2 separate regions of the Homo sapiens genome follow, and region 1 is linked to region 2. The links are chromatin contacts, found by Hi-C or POLR2A ChIA-PET in ENCODE. All regions are on one chromosome and are shown on one strand. Each heading gives the region's core, a stretch centred on a gene start or an enhancer-like site at or near the end of the contact. The rest is flanking DNA. Distances are from core to core; before and after follow the strand shown. Region 1 overlaps LOC124903714 (a long non-coding RNA gene). Region 2 holds the start of CIAO2B (cytosolic iron-sulfur assembly component 2B).

Evidence for each region. A loop is a pair of places that touch in the nucleus more often than their neighbours do. ChIA-PET counts read pairs that join two places held with the same protein, here RNA polymerase II (POLR2A). Pooled maps may share reads with other maps.
Region 1: a pooled map shows a loop between it and region 2 (4-fold over the local background). The contact joins the enhancer-like site here to the promoter of CIAO2B in region 2. A Hi-C loop is called at or near these places in 2 of 50 pooled maps. POLR2A ChIA-PET finds 5 or more read pairs at or near these places in 2 of 52 experiments (K562 and activated T-cell).

Annotation. Positions count from the first base shown.
Region 1 is chr16:71,815,446-71,821,009 of GRCh38, reverse strand. LOC124903714 (a long non-coding RNA gene) reads right to left here. Exons shown (of 2, transcript XR_007065110.1): 2 at 2,652-2,948. Among named protein-coding and RNA genes, the nearest start is that of AP1G1, 9.4 kb to the right of the region's middle. RefSeq lists an enhancer at 2,663-2,712. Within about 2 kb of position 4,274, at least 23 of the 41 ENCODE cell types and tissues checked have a DNase peak (open chromatin) inside an H3K27ac peak, as active enhancers do.
Region 2 is chr16:66,932,893-66,938,370 of GRCh38, reverse strand. It overlaps CIAO2B (cytosolic iron-sulfur assembly component 2B), which reads left to right and starts at 3,969. Exons shown (of 5, transcript NM_016062.4): 1 at 3,969-4,148; 2 at 4,305-4,384; 3 at 4,632-4,757. The coding sequence starts at 4,007. It overlaps CES2 (carboxylesterase 2), which reads right to left and starts at 2,855. Exons shown (of 12, transcript NM_001365405.1): 1 at 2,660-2,855; 2 at 130-334. The coding sequence starts at 2,735. RefSeq lists enhancers at 2,633-3,245, 4,084-4,283, 4,314-4,363.

The sequences.
Region 1 (5,564 bases), core at 3,025-5,524, 4.9 Mb before region 2:
GGAGTCTTGCTCTGTTGCCCAGGCTGGAGTGCAGTGGCGTGATCTCAGCTCACTGCAACATCCACCTCCCAGGTTCAAGCGATTCTCCTACCTCAGCCTCCCAAGTAGCTGGGATTACAGTTGTGTGCCACAACCCCCGGGTATTTTTTGTATTTTTAGTAGAAACGTGGTTTCGCCATGTTGGCCAGGCTGGTCTGAACTCTTGGCTTCAAGTGACCCTCCCACATTGGCTTCTCAAATTGCTGGGATTACAGGTGTGAGCCACCACACCTGGCCTCATTGAAGATATTTGAGTTGTTATAAGACTATTTATTTTGTCCAAGTACTGTTTCTCACGCCTATAATCCCAGCACTTTGGGAGGTCAAGGAGAGATAATTGCTTGAGTCCAGGAGTTCATGACCAGCCTGGGCAACATGGTGAGACCCCATCTCTATAAAAGAATTAAAAAACAAAAATAGCTGGGCATGGTGGTGCACGCCTGTATTCCTAGCTACTTCGGAGGCTAACGTGGGAGGATGGCTTGATCCCAGGAGGTTGAAGCTGCAGTGAGCCATGATTATGACATTGCATTCCCGTCTGGGCAATGAAGTGAAACTCCCTTTCAAGAAAAAAAGAAAAGAAAAAATAAATAATATATATAAATTTCTTTAGCACTTAGTATGTGCGCAACAAATATTAGTTTCCATTATTTCTTATCTTCTAGTGGACTAAATGTTAGTGATTCTGTGAGACTGGAGAGGCTAGAAAAGAAGGCCAAAATATTATTATTTTTTGGTTTCTTGCGTAACTAGCTTTTGTTTGTTTTTATTTTTTATTTTTTGAGACAGGGTCTTACTCTGTCGCCCAGGCTGGAGTACAGTGGCTTGATCACTGCTCACTGCAGTCTTTACCTCCCCCAGCTCAGGTGATCCTCCCATCTCAGCCTCCTGAGTAGCTGGGACTACAGGCAGGCATCAACACACCTGGTTAATTTCCTCCCTCCCTCCCTTCCTTCCTTCTTTCCTTCCTTCCTCTCTCTCTCTCTCTCTCTCTCTCTCTCTCTCTCTCTCTGTCTTTCTTTCTTCCTTTCGAGATGGAATCTCGCTCTGTCGCCCAGGCTGGAGTGCAGTGGCACTATCTCGGCTCACTGCAACTTCTGACTCCCAGATTCAGGAGATTCTCCTGCCTCAGCCTCCCAAGTAGCTGGGACTACAGGTGCATGCCAACACGCCTGGCTAATTTTTTGTATTTTTAGTAGAGACGGGGTTTCACCGTGTTAGCCAGGATGGTCTCAATCTTCTGACCTCGTGATCTGCCCTCCTCAGCCTCCCAAAGTGATGGATTACAGGCGTGAGCCACTGCATCTGGACTTTTTTTTTTTTTTTTTTGAGACGGAGTTTCACTCTTGTTGCCCAGGCTGGAGTGTAATGGCACGATCTCTGCTCACTGCAGCCTCTGCCTCCCGAGTTCAACCGATTCTCCTGCCTCAGCCTCCCGAGTAACTGGGATTACAGGCATGCACCACCACGCCTGGCTAATTTTTGTATTTTTAGTAGAGACAGGGTTTCACCATGTTGGCCAGGCTGGTCTCGAACTCCTGACCTCAGGTGATCTGCCCACCTCAGCCTCCCAAAGTGCTGGGATTACAGGCATAAGCCACCACGCCTGGCTTCTTTAGTATTTTTTGTAGAGACAGGGTTTCGCCATGTTGCCCAGGCTGGTCTTGAACTCCTGGACTCAAGCAATCCTCCCACCTCAGCCTCCCGAAGTGTTAGGATTATTGGCATGAGCCACCACACCTGGCCCATTTTTCCTTTTTCTTTTTCTTTTTTTTTTTGAGACGGAGTCTCCCTCTGTACCCCAGGCTGGAGTGCAATGGTGCGCGATCTCCGCTCACTGCAAGTTCCGCCTCCCGGGTTCACACCATTCTCCTGCCTCAGCCTCCCGAGTAGCTGGGACTACAGGCACCCGCCACCACGCCCGGCTAATTTTTTTTTTGCATTTTTAGTGGAGACGGGGTTTCACCGTGTTAGCCAGGATGGTGTTGATCTCCTGACCTTGTGATCCACCCGCCTTGGCCTCCCAAAGTGCTGGGATTAGGGGTATGAGCCACCGCGCCCGGCCCCATTTTTCTTTTCAATATACTTTATTTTTAAGTTTCGTTTTAGGCTCATACCCAAAAGCCAAATTAATTTTTAGATGTAATTATTGGTTATGCAAAATTTTTGGTTCAGAATTCTCTTTTACATATCCGGGGGAGTTTACATTCCTCCTTTTGCATATGAGAAGGTGATACCTATAAACCAATGACTCTTTAAAAACCCGGTTTGGGGCCGGGCGCGGTGGCTCACGCCTGTAATCCCAGCATTTTGGGAGGCCATGGCGGGCGGATCAGGAGGACAGGAGTTGGAGACCAGCCTGACCAACATGGTGAAACCCTGTCTCTACTAAAAATACAAAAAAATTAGCCAGGCGTGGTGGCACGCGCCTGTAATCCCAGCTACTCAGGAGGCTGAGACAGGAGAATAGCTTGAACCCGGGAGGCAGAGGTTGCAGTGAGCCGAGATTGCAACACTGCACTCCAGCCTGTGTGCCAGAGCGAGACTCCATCTCAAAAAAAAAAAAAAAAAAAAAAAAAAATCAGTTTCATTTTGAATGCTTCATTCTAAGATTTTCCACTCCTCATAAAAGACAAGTTTATTTAAAGAATATGGAGTTAGAGAGAAGATCTTTAGGTCCAGGGCCAGCGACCCGCTTGCATAGCAAACTGCTTGCCTCTCCTTAGAAGTAAGACACCTCACTCTTGGCACATACTTGGGTCCTAGACCATCAGCTGGCATGTGTGGACGGCTTGGCGAAGGAGTTTGTTGTTCCCTGAGTTGGCCTCCAGGGACTGGCTGCCCCAGTTACTGCAGATGTCTTAACACTTCTTGGACGTCCCAGGCTAATTTTAAAGCAACTCATAGAACTGATTTTGGAAGAACAAGTATGAGACTTTGCAATGAAAGGAAAACAAAACAATTTACTATAGATTTTTCTAGACAAATGACGGTGCCCACATTTATACATATTTTCGAGATGAGGTTTCACTATGCTGTCCTAGCTGGTCTCAAACTCCTGGGCTCAAGGGTTTTTCCTGCCTCATCCTCCTGAGTAGCTGGTACTACATGTATGAGCCACTGCTCCTGGCTTAATGGTGTCCATATTAAGGAAATAAAATTACTTGAGTAGAAAACAATGGGTCAGAAATCCTGCTTTGTTTCTAGATGGTGCATTCTCTTCTAGTGACCTTAATTTTGTCATTCCTAACAGGAGAATGGCACCATTTCCTCAATTTGGAATTTAAGTTGATTGCAGTCTCATACCTGGTAAAGTTTTTCCCTCCAAAAGTGCCAAAATAATACAGAATAATTTACAAGTCAAGAAAAACTACTCTAAGAAAAAGAAAATATTGTAACATAAAGCATCTCAGGTGGCACTTTGGGCTGCCTCTTTTTTTTTTTTTTTTTTTTTTTGAGATGGAGTCTCACTCTATTGCCCAGGCTGGAGTGCAGTGGTACAGTCTCGGCTCACTGCAACCTCCACCTCCCGGTTTCAGGTGATTATCCTGGCTCAGCCTCCCAAGTAGCTGGGATTACCGGTGCCTGCAACCACGCCTGGCTAATTTTTGTATTTTTAGAAGAGACAGGGTTTCGCCATGTGGGCCAGGCTGGTCTTGAACTCCTGACCTCAGGTGATCCACCTGCCTTGGCTTCCCAAAGTGCTGGATTACAGACACGAGCCACCGCGCCCGGCCTAGGGCTGCCTCTTTAAAAAAAAAAAATTCTGAAACAAAGAAGAAGGTTGGCAGAAGCTAATGTCCTCCGGGCTTTGGTCTTTACTCTTCTACATATAGCAGAATTCCTAATGCTCTTGGTAAGAGGTCAAAGAGTGTATGGAGTTGGCTGTTGGAATTTTAATTTTTACATCCTTTCTGGCTTTTGTCATAAGTTAAAGATGAATTCCTAAACTCTTGTCTCAGGCCAGCATACATCGTGATTAGGGACTGTGCTTTAAAAGAATTGTGAAAATGCTTTTTGTGAAAACATTACAGAAACAGCAGACAGACTAATTTCTCTCTGTCTTTCAGTCTTATTTATAGATTCGTGTGACTCAAAGGATAACAAAACAGGCCAGTGGAGCCGCCTCTTTGACTCACGTCATTGTATTTCTTACACGGCTGTGCCCCTCTTCACTCTCCTTTCTCGGCTGAGATCTCTGGCACGTGGAGAGGCAGGAAGGGTTCTTTGTGAAAGATGCTAACTGCATTTCTTCAGAGAGAGCTTTCCCCATCTGCTCTAAAGGTCACATGGGCTTCAGCTGCTGATACTGACCGAATCATTTAAGAAACTCACTGTGCCGGATGAGGTGGCTCAAGTCTGTAATCCTAGCACTTTGGGAGGCTGAGGTGGGAGGATCACGAGGTCAGGAGTTCGAGACCAGCCTGGCCAACATGATGAAACCCCATCTCTACTAAAAATACAAAAATTAGCTGGGTGCAGTGGCATACCCCTGTAGTCCTAGCTACTCAGGAGGCTGAGGCAGGAGAATCACTTGAATCCAGGAGGTGGAGGTTGCAGTCAGCCGAGATTGTGTCACTGCACTCCAGCCTGGGCAACATAGCGAGACCCTTTTTTTTTTGTCTCCAAAAAAAAAAAAAAAAAAAAAGAAAGAAAGAAACTCACTGCATCCTAAGCCCAAACAAGACAGTTCCCCTCTAGTACCCCAGATTCCACCAGATACTATGTATTCCAAAAGCCATCTTTCACTGCTCTAGCTCCCAGCAACCTCTCCTTCTTCTGCTCCTTCTGAACTAGAACTTCAGCGACCTCTCCGTTTTCTTCTCTTTCTGAACTAGGACTTATCTGCTGAATGATATCACTGGCTTATTTTATATTTTTGGATTTTTAAAAAATCTCGTTTTCCTCAATGAGATTGTAATTATCTGAAGGATAGGGGCAGTCTCTTTTGTTATGTCTATTACAGATTCTGGTGCACCCAGGACAGTGTGGCATAGGGGAAATAATCAGGTAGCCTGTTTGAATGATTACTATATGGGCTAGAAGACAAATCCAGAGATGGAAGGACTACATTTGAGTCTGGCCTCTACTGTATGAAAGTGTGACCGATCATTTAATCTCTCTGAGCCTCTCCTCCCCTCCCCTCCTCCTTTTGTTTCTCTCTCTCTCTCACTCTTTCTTTTTTTAATATATTTTTTGAGACAGAGTCCTATTCTGCCACTCAGACTGGAGTGCAGTGGTGCAATCATTGCTCACTGCAGCCTTACCTTTCTGGTGTCAAAAAATCCTGCCTTAGCCTTCTGAGTAGCTGGGACTACAGGCACATGCCATGATGTCCAACTAATTAATTTTTTTTTTTTTGAGACAGCATCTCACTTTGTCACCTAGGATGGAATGCAGTGGCGCGATCTTGGCTCACTGCAACCTCTGTCTCATGGGTTCAAGCAATTCTCCTGCCTCAGCCTCCTGAGTAGCTGGGATTACTGGTGCGTGCCACCATGCCCGGCTAATTTTTGTGTTTTTAG
Region 2 (5,478 bases), core at 2,720-5,219:
CCACGAAACTCAGAAGGAAAACTGGCTGTGGGGGTTTAGATGAAATGATAACTGCAGCCTAGCTGAGCTCAGAGCACCCCCACCCCTGCCCCAGGGCCTGGAGTTCCCTGGACCCCTTGGAGAGCTTACATGGCCGGATGGGTGGTTCCATCCCTCACACCACTCCAAGATTCAGGGGGCTCAGGGGGTGCAAATCGCAGCGGACCTAGAGGTGGCTTGGCAAATGGAATTCCCAGGAAGGTTTGGACCCCGGCATTGGCGCCCTTCACATGGACAAGACTCCCCAGCACCTGCCCCGTGTGTGTGGTCCGGATGGGACTGGCTGAGTCCTGGCCTGTGGGCAGAGAGACAGACATCACGGTTGGGTTTGACCAATCGACTGCCCTCCCAACTGTTGGTATTGCTGCTTCCTTGCCATCCTCATCTTAGCTCAAGGGACTCTGATCTGTAAACATGGGCTTTACAAACTTCCTGCCTGTAACACTCCCTTCCCGCTCTGGCTTCCTGGGCCTGTCTCCATCCCACCAGGCTGAGGCTCCTTGGGGCCAGGCATCATCATTCAGCCCTAGGACCTTCAAACAAAGGGTCACATGCCCTTGATGGGACTAGAGTGTCCTTCAACTGTGTGCCAGGTCATGTGACAGTAGGATGATGGTGGGAATTGGGCAGGCAAGTTTCTTGTCCTCAGGGATGTCATGTCCAAAGTGGCAAGAAATCATGTAAAGAAAGCATCATCCAAACCATGAGTGATGTTGGTGAAAAGAGGTGCAAGAGAAAAGTATGGCTGTGGCTGGGATATAAAAAGCACAGTGACTGGCCTGGGGACCATAGTGGGACTCTGTCTCTGCAAAAAAATCAGGAAATAAATTGGCGGGGTGTGGTGGTGCATGCCTGTAGTCCCAGCTGTAGAAAAGCCTGGCTCCAGAAAGTGGGTGAGTTTATGACTGTTTAGATGAAAATCAAGGACAAGTGCACACATCTATTCTTGTGTAAACTGCTGGGCACTGTGTGTACTGCGGTGTCAACAAGCAGTTTCCAGTGTGGGCCATGGGGACTTTGATGGCCCCTGAGGAGAAGCCAGGACTGGTTGGGTAAAAAGAGGATGGCACACATCACCTGTACCCTCCTATGGCTTGTCAATTATTTTTTCTGAATGTGGGTCCAACCCAAAATTTTGTATACATATATATTTGTCAGACAAGGTCGCCATCTGTTGCCCAGGCTGGAATGCAGTAATATGATAACAGCTCACTGCAGCCTCCACCTCCTGGGCTTGAGATCCTCCCGCCACAGCCTCCTGAGTAGCTTGGAGTACAGCTGTCTGCCACCATGCTTGACTTTTTTTTTTTTTTTTTTTGGTAGAGACAAGTCTTGTTGCCCAAGCTGGTCTCTAACTCCTAGCCTCAAGTGATCCTCCCATCTCTGCCTCTCAAAGTGCTGGGATAACAGGTGTGAGCCACTGTGCCTGGCCCAAAATATTTTAAAAGGTAGCCATCTGTGAGGCCAGGCAGATCTTCCTGCTGGGCTCCTGGTGAACTCTAGAATGTGGTCAAGGGCAGGCACGGGAGGAAGCCCTGCAGCAGTGCACCATGGGGCGGGGGGAGTATGGACTCCACCTGCGCAAATTAAATTGGGGAAGGGTTGGAAGAGACAGATCATACACTTAGGAGAGTTTCGGGTGAGAGGACCAAAGGCCGAAACACTCCCCCAGCTTCTGATAAGGGCCTGGAGAAGCCTGGCAGGCACACAGAGCCTTCACCTTTGCCCTGGAAGCCAAGTTGTGCCCTTGCCCAGGATGAGGTAAATGGCATGAGGGACACCACGAGCTCTTTGGTTCTTGTTTCTGGAGACAGATTTTTGCTTTTTCACCCAGGCTGGAGTGCAGTAGTGGGATGAAGGCTCACTGCAGCCTCAACCTCCCCTACTAAAGTGATCTCCCACCTCAGCCTCCCAAGTAGCTGGGACTACAGGTCACAGACCACCACAGCCCACTAATTTCTTTCAATTTTTTGTACACTCCGAGTCTCACTATGTTGTCCAGGCTGGCCTCCAACTCCTGGGCACAAGCGATACTCTCCCTTGGCCTTCTAAAGTGGTGGGATTAAAGGAGTGAGCCAATCGCACCCAGCCACTGTGGCCTCTTAGATCTGCTTTAGGATTTGGCGCCTGGGGGCTTCTGTTCCCCAAGGACCACTATCCTTGTCTGAGGCCCCTTTGGAGGGCTCAGGGCATCCCCCCTGGCCAAGGACGCCACACACTGAGAGCCAGATGCTGCCAGAAGCTATTACTGTTATTACCGGCCGGCAGCACCCGCTACAGCCACAATCATAAGAGGGAAATGGACTGAATCCCCACACCCCAATCCCTCACCCACTCCGACCCCAGGCTGCCTACCCGGCCTGGCATGTCCCGGCGCTCCTGGGGCCCCTGTACTCCGCTGGTTCCTTGCCGTGGTGTCCCCCAGCCCGACCCTTTCTGTGCTTCTAGGAGCCCACCTTGGGCGGCGGGGAGGCGTTGCGTGGGGCTCACGAGTTCCACGCTGTCATCTCCACCAGCTCCTACCTCCCAGGCGCCTGCCCTCCCGCACTGTCAGGTTCTGCCTCCGCAGCATTTGGCAGATCTGAGCCCGGTCCCTGTCGCCCCTCCGAGGGAGCCTCACCCTGGCCCCGGACAAGAAGCAGCAGAAGCCCACAGGCCACCGCGCTCAGCCGCGCACGAAGTCTGTGCAGCCGCATGGTCGGCTCGCTGGTCTCGGTTCGCTGCCGGCGGACACGCTGCTGTTCACCCAGAGGCTGCCCCGGGTCTGTCCAGCAGTGGATCAGTGCCTTGCCCAGCCTTGGAGTTTGGACTGGGCAGGGAGTCAGCGGGGTGCGCTGGCTTGGGCCGGGAAAGGTGGGTGTGGTAGGAGAGCGGGACTGAGCAGTCATAGGTGGGTGGGGATCTAGTGGTAGGCAGGCCCGGGCACGGCCACTTTCCTTTGCCCGGGCTCCTTTGGCATCCTCGGAAGGGGCTGTGCCATTCCTGCAGCCCTTCCGCGATCCAGGGAATCCTCTCTTCAAACCTGTCCTTGTCCACAGGCCCGATGAGCGCGCTGGGGGATCGATAGGAGGGGGCAATAAACTAGAATTGGAGACCCCAGGAGGGCTTCTCTGAGGATGTGCACGTTCAGGATCCCCCAGATGGAGAAATGGGAAGGAACTTGATCGGGGTGAAGGAACCGCTTGAGCAAAGGCAGGAAGGAGTGTCGGCGCCCTTCATTCTGGAAGTTCCTCCTTGCTTTCAGGACTCAGTTTCCTGGGTTCCCCTTCACGGCCCCTCATCTCCTTACAGTCCAGGGTCTGAGGGTCTCCGCGGTCCCCTCCCTACTCAGTCACGCCATTCTTTTGAAACGTACACGTGACCGCGGCACTTCTTAAGGAGCGCCCCCCTTTTCCTCGGTGGCTTTCAGTTTCCTCACCTCCCGCGGAGACCACGGCCATGGTCATTTATCCACTTGACAAACATTTCACGAGCCCCTGCCGGTCCAAGCTGTGGGGACGCCGTACTCCCGGGCCTATGGTGCAGCAGGGGAGGCAGGCGCGTCACCGGGAGGTCCCGAGACACTAGGATCCCTGCCAGGCCAGAGGCGACCAACCGTCCTGGATACGGGAGCTCCCGGCCAGCCTGACTTCCAGGAGGAAGCGGTGTGGGGATTACCTCCGACCGCCTTTAGTGCCCCCTGAGACCTGGTTCTGGCCTCTACGTTTCAGCCCGCTACTGGCTCGCACGACCCAGCGCCGCCGTGGTCCCTTCTCAGCGCCTTCTGCTCCAGCGACCATCATGTTCCCGGGTCCGAGCAGCCAGGGCCGCGGTCACCGCTTCTCTCGCACCTCAGGCCGAGAACCCACAACGCGGCGTGTCCCTCGCGCGACTCCGTCGCCACGCCACGCCCCCTTCCCGTTCTCCGGAAGTGCGCGGGTTGGAGCGGAAGCGCACGCCTGCTAGGATCAGCGGTGGTGGTTCCGCGATGGTAGGCGGCGGCGGGGTCGGCGGCGGCCTCCTGGAGAATGCCAACCCCCTCATCTACCAGCGCTCTGGGGAGCGGCCTGTGACGGCAGGCGAGGAGGACGAGCAGGTTCCCGACAGCATCGACGCACGCGAGATCTTCGATATCCGCCGCTGCTGGGCGCGGGCGGGTTCCGGGGGCTTGCGGTGGGGGGAGCAGTGATATCGAGCAGCTGGTGGAGCCGCATCCCAGCAGGGCGTTCCTGGCAGAGGGTTCTAAGTGGGCAAGGGCGCAGAGTCCCTTTTCCTTCACTTCCCACATCTGATTCGCTCCATCAATGACCCGGAGCATCCACTGACGCTAGAGGAGTTGAACGTAGTAGAGCAGGTGCGGGTTCAGGTGAGTCACTTCCGAGGGGAGCGAGTTGTTCCAGAGAGTCAGAAAGGTTTCTGTGCAGCAGGAGCTGGCGTGCTCTATGCTCACGAACACCGAAGGGTATCTTTGGGGAGGGAGATTGTTGTGCCTATTTTATGGGTGTTGAAACTGAGGCCCATAGAAGTTGGATGATTTGCCCAAAACAACAAACTAAGAAGAGGGACCTTGGGCTGAGGGTGGTTGACTCTTGACATCTCTCCTCCACAACCAGGTTAGCGACCCCGAGAGTACAGTGGCTGTGGCTTTCACACCAACCATTCCGCACTGCAGCATGGCCACCCTTATTGGTCTGTCCATCAAGGTCAAGCTTCTGCGCTCCCTTCCTCAGCGTTTCAAGGTCAGTTGGAGCTGAGCCCCGGGAGTGAGACCAGGCATTGAGGGTCTACTGCTGAGGATGGGGACTGGGAGAGCATGAACATGGATAGGACATCAGAGTGGGGCCTGGAAGGATCCCCATTAGCAGAGAGGAAACTGGGAGGAAGCTTTCCAAGTCGATGTGACAAGAATAAAGATCTGAGCTGGAAAGTGGAGAAAAGTATTGAAGAGTGTGGCAGGAAGGGCAGTAGGGAGCGGCAGATGGGTTTGGACCAGGGGTGGGGCACAGGCAGGCCTTTAAATCAACAGTAGTGGGCCAGTTCTTTGGATAGAATTGGAATAGCTAGGGCCGGGCGCGGTGGCTCACGCCTGTAATCCCAGCACTTTGGGAGGCTGAGGCGGGTGGATCATCTGAGGTTAGGAGTTGGAGACCAGCCTGGCCAACATGGTGAAATCTCATCTCTACTAAAAATACAAAAATTAGTGGGGCGTGGTGGTGTGTGCCTGTGGTCCCAGCTACACGGGTGGCTGAGGAAGGAGAATCAAATTGAACCTGGGAGACAGAGGTTGCAGTGAGCCGAGATTGCGCTGCTGCACTCCAGCCTGGGCAACAGAGCAAGACTCAGTCTTGGAAAAAAAAAAAGAATTGGAATACCTGTGGATGGGTTTGGGGTGTAACGGAAGGGCCAGAGTCCAAAGGCATGATTAGGAGGAAGGATCAGCTGGAGATGGTGCCTGAGGGT